Regions from separate parts of the Homo sapiens genome. Here region 1 is linked to region 2. A link is an interaction called in ENCODE POLR2A ChIA-PET data of the cell type or tissue named here. Cell type or tissue: CD4-positive, alpha-beta T cell. All regions are shown on one strand. Each heading gives the region's core, and the rest is flanking DNA. Links, peaks and the distances in the headings are about the cores only. Region 1 has its middle 4.9 kb from the start of RAP1GAP2. Region 2 overlaps RAP1GAP2 (RAP1 GTPase activating protein 2).

Evidence for each region. ChIA-PET counts read pairs that join two places held together with the same protein. Peaks named below come from ENCODE experiments on the same cell type or tissue, not always from the same donor. Only the 100,000 strongest peaks of a DNase experiment are listed, where the experiment ranks them.
Region 1: POLR2A ChIA-PET joins it to region 2 with 5 read pairs; 7 of 35 experiments call an interaction of 5 or more read pairs at or near these places.

The regions. Positions count from the first base shown.
Region 1 is chr17:2,789,382-2,793,762 of GRCh38, forward strand. It overlaps a transcript of RAP1GAP2 not described here. Among named protein-coding and RNA genes, the nearest start is that of RAP1GAP2, 4.9 kb to the right of the region's middle. RefSeq lists an enhancer at 3,284-3,523. In CD4-positive, alpha-beta T cell, for the core only: no CTCF peak of the experiment used is centred there; DNase peaks (open chromatin) are centred at 2,410 and 3,630; H3K4me3 peaks cover 803 bases.
Region 2 is chr17:2,842,821-2,847,201 of GRCh38, forward strand. All of the region lies in intron 2 of RAP1GAP2 (RAP1 GTPase activating protein 2), which reads left to right. Among named protein-coding and RNA genes, the nearest start is that of RAP1GAP2, 49 kb to the left of the region's middle. In CD4-positive, alpha-beta T cell, for the core only: no CTCF peak of the experiment used is centred there; no DNase peak of the experiment used is centred there.

The DNA.
Region 1 (4,381 bases), core at 121-4,120, 54 kb before region 2:
AAGTGATACCTTGTTATTATTTAAAATTTTTAACTGTAGTAAACTTCGTAGCTTCTTTAGTTCAGAGCCATGTGTGGCTAAAACTCTCTTGGCAGATGGACCTTACTGAACAGATAAGAATAAACTGCAATAATTTTGGGAAACTGAGGCGGGCAGATCACCTGAGGTCAGGAGTTCAAGACCAGCCTGGCCAACATGGTGAAACGACTCACAGACAGTCTCTACTAAAAAAAAAAAAAAAAAAAAAAACATTAGCCAGGCATGGTGGCGTGTACTGGTAGTCCTAGCTACTCTGGAGGCTGAGGCAGGAGAATTGCTTGAACCTGGGAGGCAGAGACTGCAGTGAGCCGAGATTGCACCAGTGCACTCCAGCTTGGGCGACAGAGTGAGACTCCATCTGAAAAAAAAAAAAAAAAAAAAAGTAAATAAATAAATTGTGCAATTGTGGTATATGTCTGGGCCCTGCTCTTGGAACTCAGTTTTTACAAGCCCTCCCTTTGCAATCTGCCATCATCTTGCTTTTCAGCACTTGTGCAATGGGAAATTTAGTCTGGACCTTGAGATAGTGCAGGTGGGCAGTGATCTGTGGACTGTAAATCACTATGCAGATGCTAGGTGCTGTTTTTATCTTGACCCTGAGGCGTGAATTCTTCACTAATGTGGGGTTGCTGGCCCTGAATGCCCACTGTGCCCTGTTTCCCTGGAGACCAGCATCTTTCTCCATCATCCTTTTTTTTTTTTGGTGGTTTTGAGATGGAGTCTCCCTCTGTCACCAGGCTGGAGTGCAGCGGCATGATCTCAGCTCACTGCAACCTCCACCTCCTGGGTTCAAGCAATTCTCCCGCCTCAGCCTCCCGAGTAGCTGGGATTACAGGCATGAGCCACTACACCCAGCTAATTTTGTATTTTTAGTAGAGACGGGGTTTCTCCATGTTGGTCAGGCTGGTCTCAAACTCCCGACCTCAGGTGATCCACCCGCCTTGGCAGGTGTAATCCCAAAGCGCTGGGATTACAGGCGTGAGCCACCGCACCCGACCTCTCTATCACCCTTTATCTTCATATGGTTTATGAAGGAAGCAGAGGCCAGTCTAAGTCTCCCCTTGGATGACTAGTAGGCTGAAGTCTCAAAAGAGTAGGTCACCTGCCCCCAGTGACTTAGAGGTGGATCTGGGATGAGAGCTGAGCTCCAGGGGGTTAGTACTGGGGCTGGAATGGGTACTACTGTCTGGATGGGGGAGGATCTGGGTCAGACCACCTAGTGCCTGCTTCACTCGGGACATCTGTTTCCTGAGCTTCCTGTAACTGCCTCATCCCCATGCCTGGGGAAGGAGCTTGTCTCATCTTTCAGCTCCCACTGGTGGCTATGAGGTCTGAGCTGCTCGAGCAGAGGAAACCACATTGTCCCTTCCTCCCGTCCTGCCCCGAGGGCCAGGGGACACAGTGGAGGGGCTGCTGCTGACAGGAGCCTGAACTGCCCCCTCCTCTGAGCCCAGCCAGCTTTCTTGGCTCTACCTGCCTCAAAAGCCCGTAGAGGCCGGGCGCTGCGAGCGCCGTGGCTCACGCCTGTAATCCCAGCACTTTGGGAGGCTGAGGTGGACGGATCTTTTGAGGTCATGAGTTCGAGACCATCCAGGCCAACATGGCAAAACCCCATCTCCACTAAAAGTACAAAAATTAGCCAGGTGTGGTGGCAGGTGCCTGTAATCCCAGCTACTCTGGAGGCAGAGGCAGGAGAATCACTTGAACCTGGGAGGCGGAGGTTGCAGTGAGCTGAGATAGTGCCACTGCACTCCAGCCTGGGTGACAGAACGAGCCCCCTTCTCTAAAAAAGAAAAAAAAATGCCCATCGAACTGGGTGAGTTCCCTGGAGCTCTGCCCTGGGGTTGGGACTCTGGCTGGGACTTTGCCCCAGGCTGGTCCCCGAGAAACACCTACAGCCCTTGTGAACTGTGACCCACAGCAGGCTCTGGGAAGCGTTTTGAGCCTGAGAGAGAAGGAGCCCGTCCAGCCAGGCATTGGGGGTAGCTGGGTACTTGCTCTTTCCATCTTCATTATTCTCTCCCCAGTGATGAGCTGAGTTTTGCTTTAGGACCTTACTTTTCCTGTCTGTAACATGGGCACTGATGCACTGTGCATTTCTGTGGATCCAGAATTAGTGGGGCTGATAATCATCAAGCTGGGTTAATTTGGTTGGATTCCTTCACTTCCCTGAGCCTCAGTGTTCCTATCTGTAAAATGGGATAACAGGGCACCCTCTCAGAGGGGTTGTGAGGCTGAAAAGCTAAGCGCTTTGGTCCGCGCTGGCCCACAGGAGACTCACAGATGCCGGTGCTGCCCTGGCTCTCTTGTGCCCGCAGCTCATCCTCCTCTCCCCGCTGGCTGCTGAGAGTCAGCTGAGCTCTGGGAGGAAGCTGGGCTGTGCTTGATGGGGCCAGGAGGGCTGGGCCTGCTTCACAGACCGCTTCCCTTTTCTCTCTTTTTTTTTTTTTTTTTTTTGAGATGGAGTCTCACTCTGTCACCCAGGCTGGAGTGCAATGTCACGGTCTTGGCTCACTGAAACCTCCGCCTCCCAGGCTCAAACGATTCTCCTGCCTCAGCCTTCCGAGGAGCTGTGATTACAGGTGCCCGCCACCATGCCTGGCTAATTTTTGTGTTTTTAGTAGAGGTGGGGTTTCACCATGTTGGCCAGGCTGGTCTTGAACTCCTGACCTCAGGTGATCCGCTTGCCTCGGCTTCCCAAAGTGCTGGGATTACAGGCGTGAGACAGTGCGCCTGGCCGCTTCCCTTGTCTCTTGACTCACAATCCTTCCCAGGGAGCCCACAGTCTCCTTGCTGTGCACGGCACATGGAAGAGGAATCACAGGGTCAGAGCAGGGGGTCAAGAAGCTGCGCGGGACTGAAGCAGGGACAGAATCGTCCTTGACAGTAATGATAGCAGCTCCCGTGACGGCCTTGGAGCCCCGTGCTCAGTGTTTCTGTTTGCTGATAAACTCGTGAAGGTGGTGGCAGCCTCCCCAAATTACAGAAGAGAAAACTGAGGCCTGGAGAGATTAGGTAACTTGCCCAAGGTCGCTGGGCCCCAAGGAAGGAGAGGAAGGCAGCGTGGGAAAGGCCCTAGGAAGACTCTCACACCCTGCAGGGCTCATGATGGGCCATGAGCCGTCTGGGAGAGTCCCTTCCCCCTTTCCAGCCCTCAGTCTGGGGACGTGTGGGCCCCTGGATCCTCCTGGTTTCTCCAAGGTTCCTGGATCCCAGCGGCATCGAAGAAGTCCAGGCTGTGGGTTCTGCAGGGCCGGCAGCCGGGCCAGTCCTGCTCCTTGGCCGGGTGTCTGACTCAGGAGTGTTGTTTGTGGCTGTCAGGGGCACACCCCCCGGTGGGGGAAACCAGCCTCAGGGTGGCAGCAGCGGAGGCCTCGAAACGCACCCCTTCCCTGTCTCCAGGCTGCCGTTCAGATGTCTGTGCCTGGGCCGGAGTCTGTCCCGGCTCTGGGAACACTTGGTCCAGGTGTTCATAGCTGGGCATTTACCTGGCTGTCTCCATAGACCGGGAGGCCCCAGATAAAAGCATCTGTCAGCTTTGTCTTCCCCTAGAATGCATGCGGCGGGCAGCTTTCACATGTGGTCAGTGTGGGTGGTGAGGCGTGCCCAAGTGTGATGTGACTATCACCCCGCTTCTCTCTCATGTATGAAAGCGCATCAACGTATACTCCAAAGATGGGCCTGTCATTAACTCCCTCTAACTGATTTTTTAAAAAAGTAATTTGCAACAGGATTTTTTTTTTTTTTTTTGAGATAGAGTTTCGCTCTTGTCGCCCAGGCTGGAGTGCAGTGGCGTGATCTTGGCTCACTGCAACCTCTGCCTCCCAGGTTCAAGCGATTCTCCTGTCTCAGCCTCCTGAGTAGCTGGGAATACAGGCATGTGCCACGACGCCCGGCTAATTTTTGTACTTTTAGTAAAGACAGGGTTTCACCATGTTGGCCAGGCTGGTCTCGAACTCCTGACCTCAGGTGATCTCCCTGCCTCGGTCTCCCAAAGTGTTGGGATTACAGGCGTGAACCACTGCACCCGGCCTGCAACAGGAATTCTTGCAACGTATGCAACACCTCCAACCCCAGCACCTCCCAACTGAGGCTGTGGGCTGTACCTGGCTCACCCTGGTGCTTTCTGCACCCAGCATGGTGCTTGGCCTAGAGCAGGTGTTGCTGTCAGCGGCGGGAGGCCAGGTGGGCTGACTGTTCCCACTTTCACTTGTTCACTTGTCAAGCTCTTTTCTTTAGTTGGGACTTTATTAATGGAGAATGAAAGAAATCCAACTCATACTGGCTTTAGGAATAACTCTTTATTCGTACGGCTGGCTCTCCTATACCCGGGGTCAGCTGG
Region 2 (4,381 bases), core at 194-4,193:
GCCAATCCAATTCTGTCAAGTCAAAAGCCTGGGAAAGTTTTTCTGGGGCAGAGGAAGCTGAGGCTCCAGAACATGGAATCCTCCTTCTTTTCTCTCTCTTCCTCCCTTCCGTCTTTCCCCTTCTTTTCTTTCCATGGTATTTATTGAGGGCTAGCGTAGAGCAGACGCCATCCTGAGTGTGGGGTAGGGCGATGACTAAGGTGTACACGGTGTCTGCCTCCGTGGAGTATACATTCCACCGGGGGCTGGTGTGGGGCAAATAGACAAGAAAACAAGCACACAGACAAATCAGCAACAACAAAAAACCCAAAACCTCAACCTGGAATAATACATGAAGAAAACAAGCCAGCGGCTAGGTGCAGAATCACTAAGGGTGTGTCCTGCAGGTGAGTGGTCAAGGAAGCCCTCTCTGGGAGGCAACATGCTTTTGGGATAGGTCTATGGTGGAGAAACAACTCAGTTAATTTCCCTTTTTTTTTTTTTTTAATGGTGTCTCGCTCTGTCGCCCAGGCTGGAGTGCAGTGGCGCGATCTCGGCTCACGGCAACCTCCACCTCCTGGGTTCAAGCTATTTTCCTGCCTCAGCCTCTTGAGTAGCTGGGATTACAGGTGCATGCCACCATGACTGACTACTTTTTTGTATTTTTAGTAGAGACGGGGTTTCACCATGTTAGCCAGGCTGGTCTCGAACTCCTGACCTCAAGTGATCCACCCACCTCAGCCTCCCAAAGTGCTGGGATTACAGGTGTGAGCCACCGTGCCCGGCCCAATTTCCCCATTTGGTGGTTCAGTTACATTGCATCATTAATAAAGTCTCCTGCCTCCCACTACCTTGCAGGGTGGGGCGGGGTGGGGCTGAGATGGTTTCCGTCCAGGTTCTCCAAGAAAGACAAGAGCTTCGCCTTCCCAGAGTCATGCTGAGTGTACTTCTTATTGCTGACATGGGGCCACGTGAAGGTCACTACTGGCCTTGCCTGGGCAACATCTTTCCCCCTGTGATTGGGAGGACGTGATTGGCACACTTAAGTCCTTTAGTTATCAGCTGTGATCCATCATTTGTGACCCACAGAGCCCCTGATTCTGCCTTGTGGGTACAGTGAGCGAGGGGTTGGGGGCGGGGGTGGAGGAAATGGACAGAAGCAAAGAGTTTGGAGCGTTGGGTAAAAGGAAGATGGCCGGCGCGCTTTTTTTTATTTTTATTTTTATTTATTTATTTTTTGAGACGGAGTCTTGCTGTGTCGCCCAGGCTGGAGTGCAGTGGCTCGATCTCGGCTCACTGCAAGCTCTGCCTCCTGGGTTCACGCCATTCTCCTGCCTCAGCCTCCGGAGTAGCTGGGACTACAGGCGCCCGCCACCATGCCTGGCTAATATTTTGTATTTTTAGTAGAGATGGTGTTTCGCCATTTTAACCAGGATGGTCTTGATCCCCTGACCTCGTGATCTGCCCGCCTCGGCCTCCCAAAGTGCTGGGATTACAGGCATGAGCCACTGCGCCCGGCCGGCCAGCGCGGTTTCTGAAGCTGCTTTGGGACTTGGAGGGTTCAGAGAGTGGGAACTGAATTTTTTTCCCCTAAGAGTAGAGAGGGAGTTGCTTACACGAAAGAGCTTTGATTACAACAGGAGTGATGGAGGCTAGACAGCTGGAAGGATTTTCCTTATGGAAAGGGGGTGGAAAAGCCCCAGAAAGCAGGCCTGGTGGAAAGCTTGCACATTGCAGACCTGCAGTTGCTCAGCAGGAGGTTTGGAGCTCAGCTCCCGGCTGGGTGAAGCTCTGGGAGTCTGTGTCAACACCTAGGGAAGATGAGCTTTGTGTTTACCTTTTAGGCTAAAAGGACTTAATGTCGGGGTGGGAAGGATCATTAACACATCAGTGACTCAGAGTCCAGAAGGAAACTGTTGTCCTTCCTTCTGTCACGAAGGAAACTGTCGTTGGCTAAGCCAAGCCGGAAAGTCTTTGATTACACCCACAAAGAGGGGCATTTTCCCCTGGACCCAACCCAGAGTTCTCTTCAGGGACTGATAGAGGAGAAAGAGATGAATTCAGACAACAGGGAAATAAATTAGAATTTATTAGGAGTCGGGTAAAAGGGTCCCCAACCTATAAGTTTTCTAGTTAGTCAGGCGTGTGAGCTGGCAACCAACCCCTGCCAGTTTCTGCAGTCCACGGGGTGGTCCCCAGGAGGTTGAATGAAAGAATCAGTGTCCCCGCCTCATCTGGTCCCGGCCTGCACACTGTGCCTAGTACCCTCATCCCTGCACATGTATGGCACTGACTACATAAGTTCTAGCCCAGAGGCACCCAGCAGTGCCTCAGTCTTTTTTTGTTGTTGTTTTTTGTTTTGAGACGGAGTCTCACTCTGTTGCTCACGCTGGAGTGCAGTTGCATGATCTCAGCTGACTGCAACCTCTGCCTCCCGGGTTCAAGTGATTCTCCTGCCTCAGTCTCCAGAGTAGCTGGGATTACAGGCGCCCACCACCACGCCCAGCTAATTTTTGTATTTTTACTAGAGACGGGGTTTCACCATATTGGCCAGACTGGTCTTGAACTCCTGACCTCAAGTGATCCACCTGCCTTGGCCTCCCAAAGTGCTGGGATTACAGGCATGTAAATGCACAAATCTTCATTATACATTTTGGACAAATGGATCCTTCTTCCATCCTGATATAGAACATTTCTGTCTGTCCAGAAAAATCTCCCACATCCAGAGGCAGCCATTGTTCTAATGTTTTTGTATCTTAGATTGTTTTAAAACTTCTTATCAGCTGGGTGTGGTGGCTCACGCCTGTAATCCCAGCACTTTGAGAGGCTGAGGCGGGCGGATCATGAGGTCAGGAGTTCGAGACCAGCCTGACCAACATGGTGAAACCCCATTTCTACTCAAAATACAAAAATTAGTTGGGCGTGGTGGTAGGCGCCTGTAATCCCAGCTACTCTGGAGGCTGAGGCAGGAGAATCGCTTGAACCCTGTAGGCGAAGGTTTTGGTGAGCCGAGGTCGCACCACTACACTCTAACCTGGGTGACAGAGTGAGGCTCTGTCTTAAAATAAATAAATAAAATAAAATAAAATAAAATTTCTTATCAGCCGGGTGTGGTGGCTCACGCCTGTAATTCCAGCACTTTCGGAGGCCAAGGCGGGTGAATTCCGAGGTGAGGAATTCGAGACCAGCTGGACCAACATGGTGAAACCGAGTCTCTACTAAAAATACAAAAAATTAGTCGAGCGTGGTATTGGGAGCCTGTAATCCCAGCTACTTGGGAGGCTGAGACTGGAGAATTGCTTGAACCCGGGAGGTGGAGGTTGTAGTGAGCCGAGATTGCACCACTGCACTCCACCCTGGGCAACAGTGCGAGACTCTGTCTCAATTGAAAAAAAAAAAAAAAGTTCTCATCAATGGAATCCCGTTGAAGCATTTTAAGCATTTTTTGGTGTCTGGCTTCTTTCACTTAGATCTTGCTTTTGAGGTGCTTCCTTGTTGTTGCATGTGTCCATGTTTTGTTCCCCTTTATTATTGGGTCGTATTCCACCGCGGGGATGTACCACAGCTTGTTGATGGACACTTGGGCTGCTTTCCGACTTTGGCGGTTTGTTTTGTTTTGTTTTGTTTTTGAGATGGAATCTCACTCTGTCACTCAGGCTGGACTGCAGTGGTGCAATCTCGGCTCACTGCAACCTCCGCCTCCCAGGTTCAAGTGATTCTCCTGCCTTAGCCTCCCGAGTAGCTGGGATTACAGGCATGAGCCACCATGCCTGGCCAACTTTGGCTATTTTGAATAAAATGGTGATGAACATTGTCATGCAAGTCTTTGTGTAGAGCATGCATGTTCACTGAATCCTTGCAGTAGCTAATAGGTTGGCACTGTTGTTATTCCCATTTTACAGATGAAGACACTGAGGCACAGAGGGGGTGAATTCCTAGTCCAAGGCCGCATGCATAGTAAAAGCTGGGGGTAGGATTCTAACCCAGGTTCGTCTGACTGCAGCATATGTATTTTTATTCCCTCACTGTAGTGTCTTTGCACCACAGCTGTTTGGGGCCATTAAGCCTAGGGACAAGTGGGCATCTCCTCTCAATGGCCTGTCAATTCCTAACTGCATTTTAGCTCACAATAGTAGTTGATAATAATGGTAGTGTTGATAATAATGGATTTGAGTCACCACAAAAAGATTCCATCAAACCTGCCTTTATTTTTATCTGTTTATTTTTGAGACGGAGTCTTGCTCTGTCGCCCAGGTTGGAGTGCAGTGGCGCGATCTCGGCTCACTGCAACCTCCACCTCCCTGGTTCACGCGATTCTCCTGCCTCAGCCTCCCGAGTAGCTGGGATTACAGGCGCCCGCCACGTTGCCTGGCTAATTTTTGTATTTTGAGTAGAGACGGGG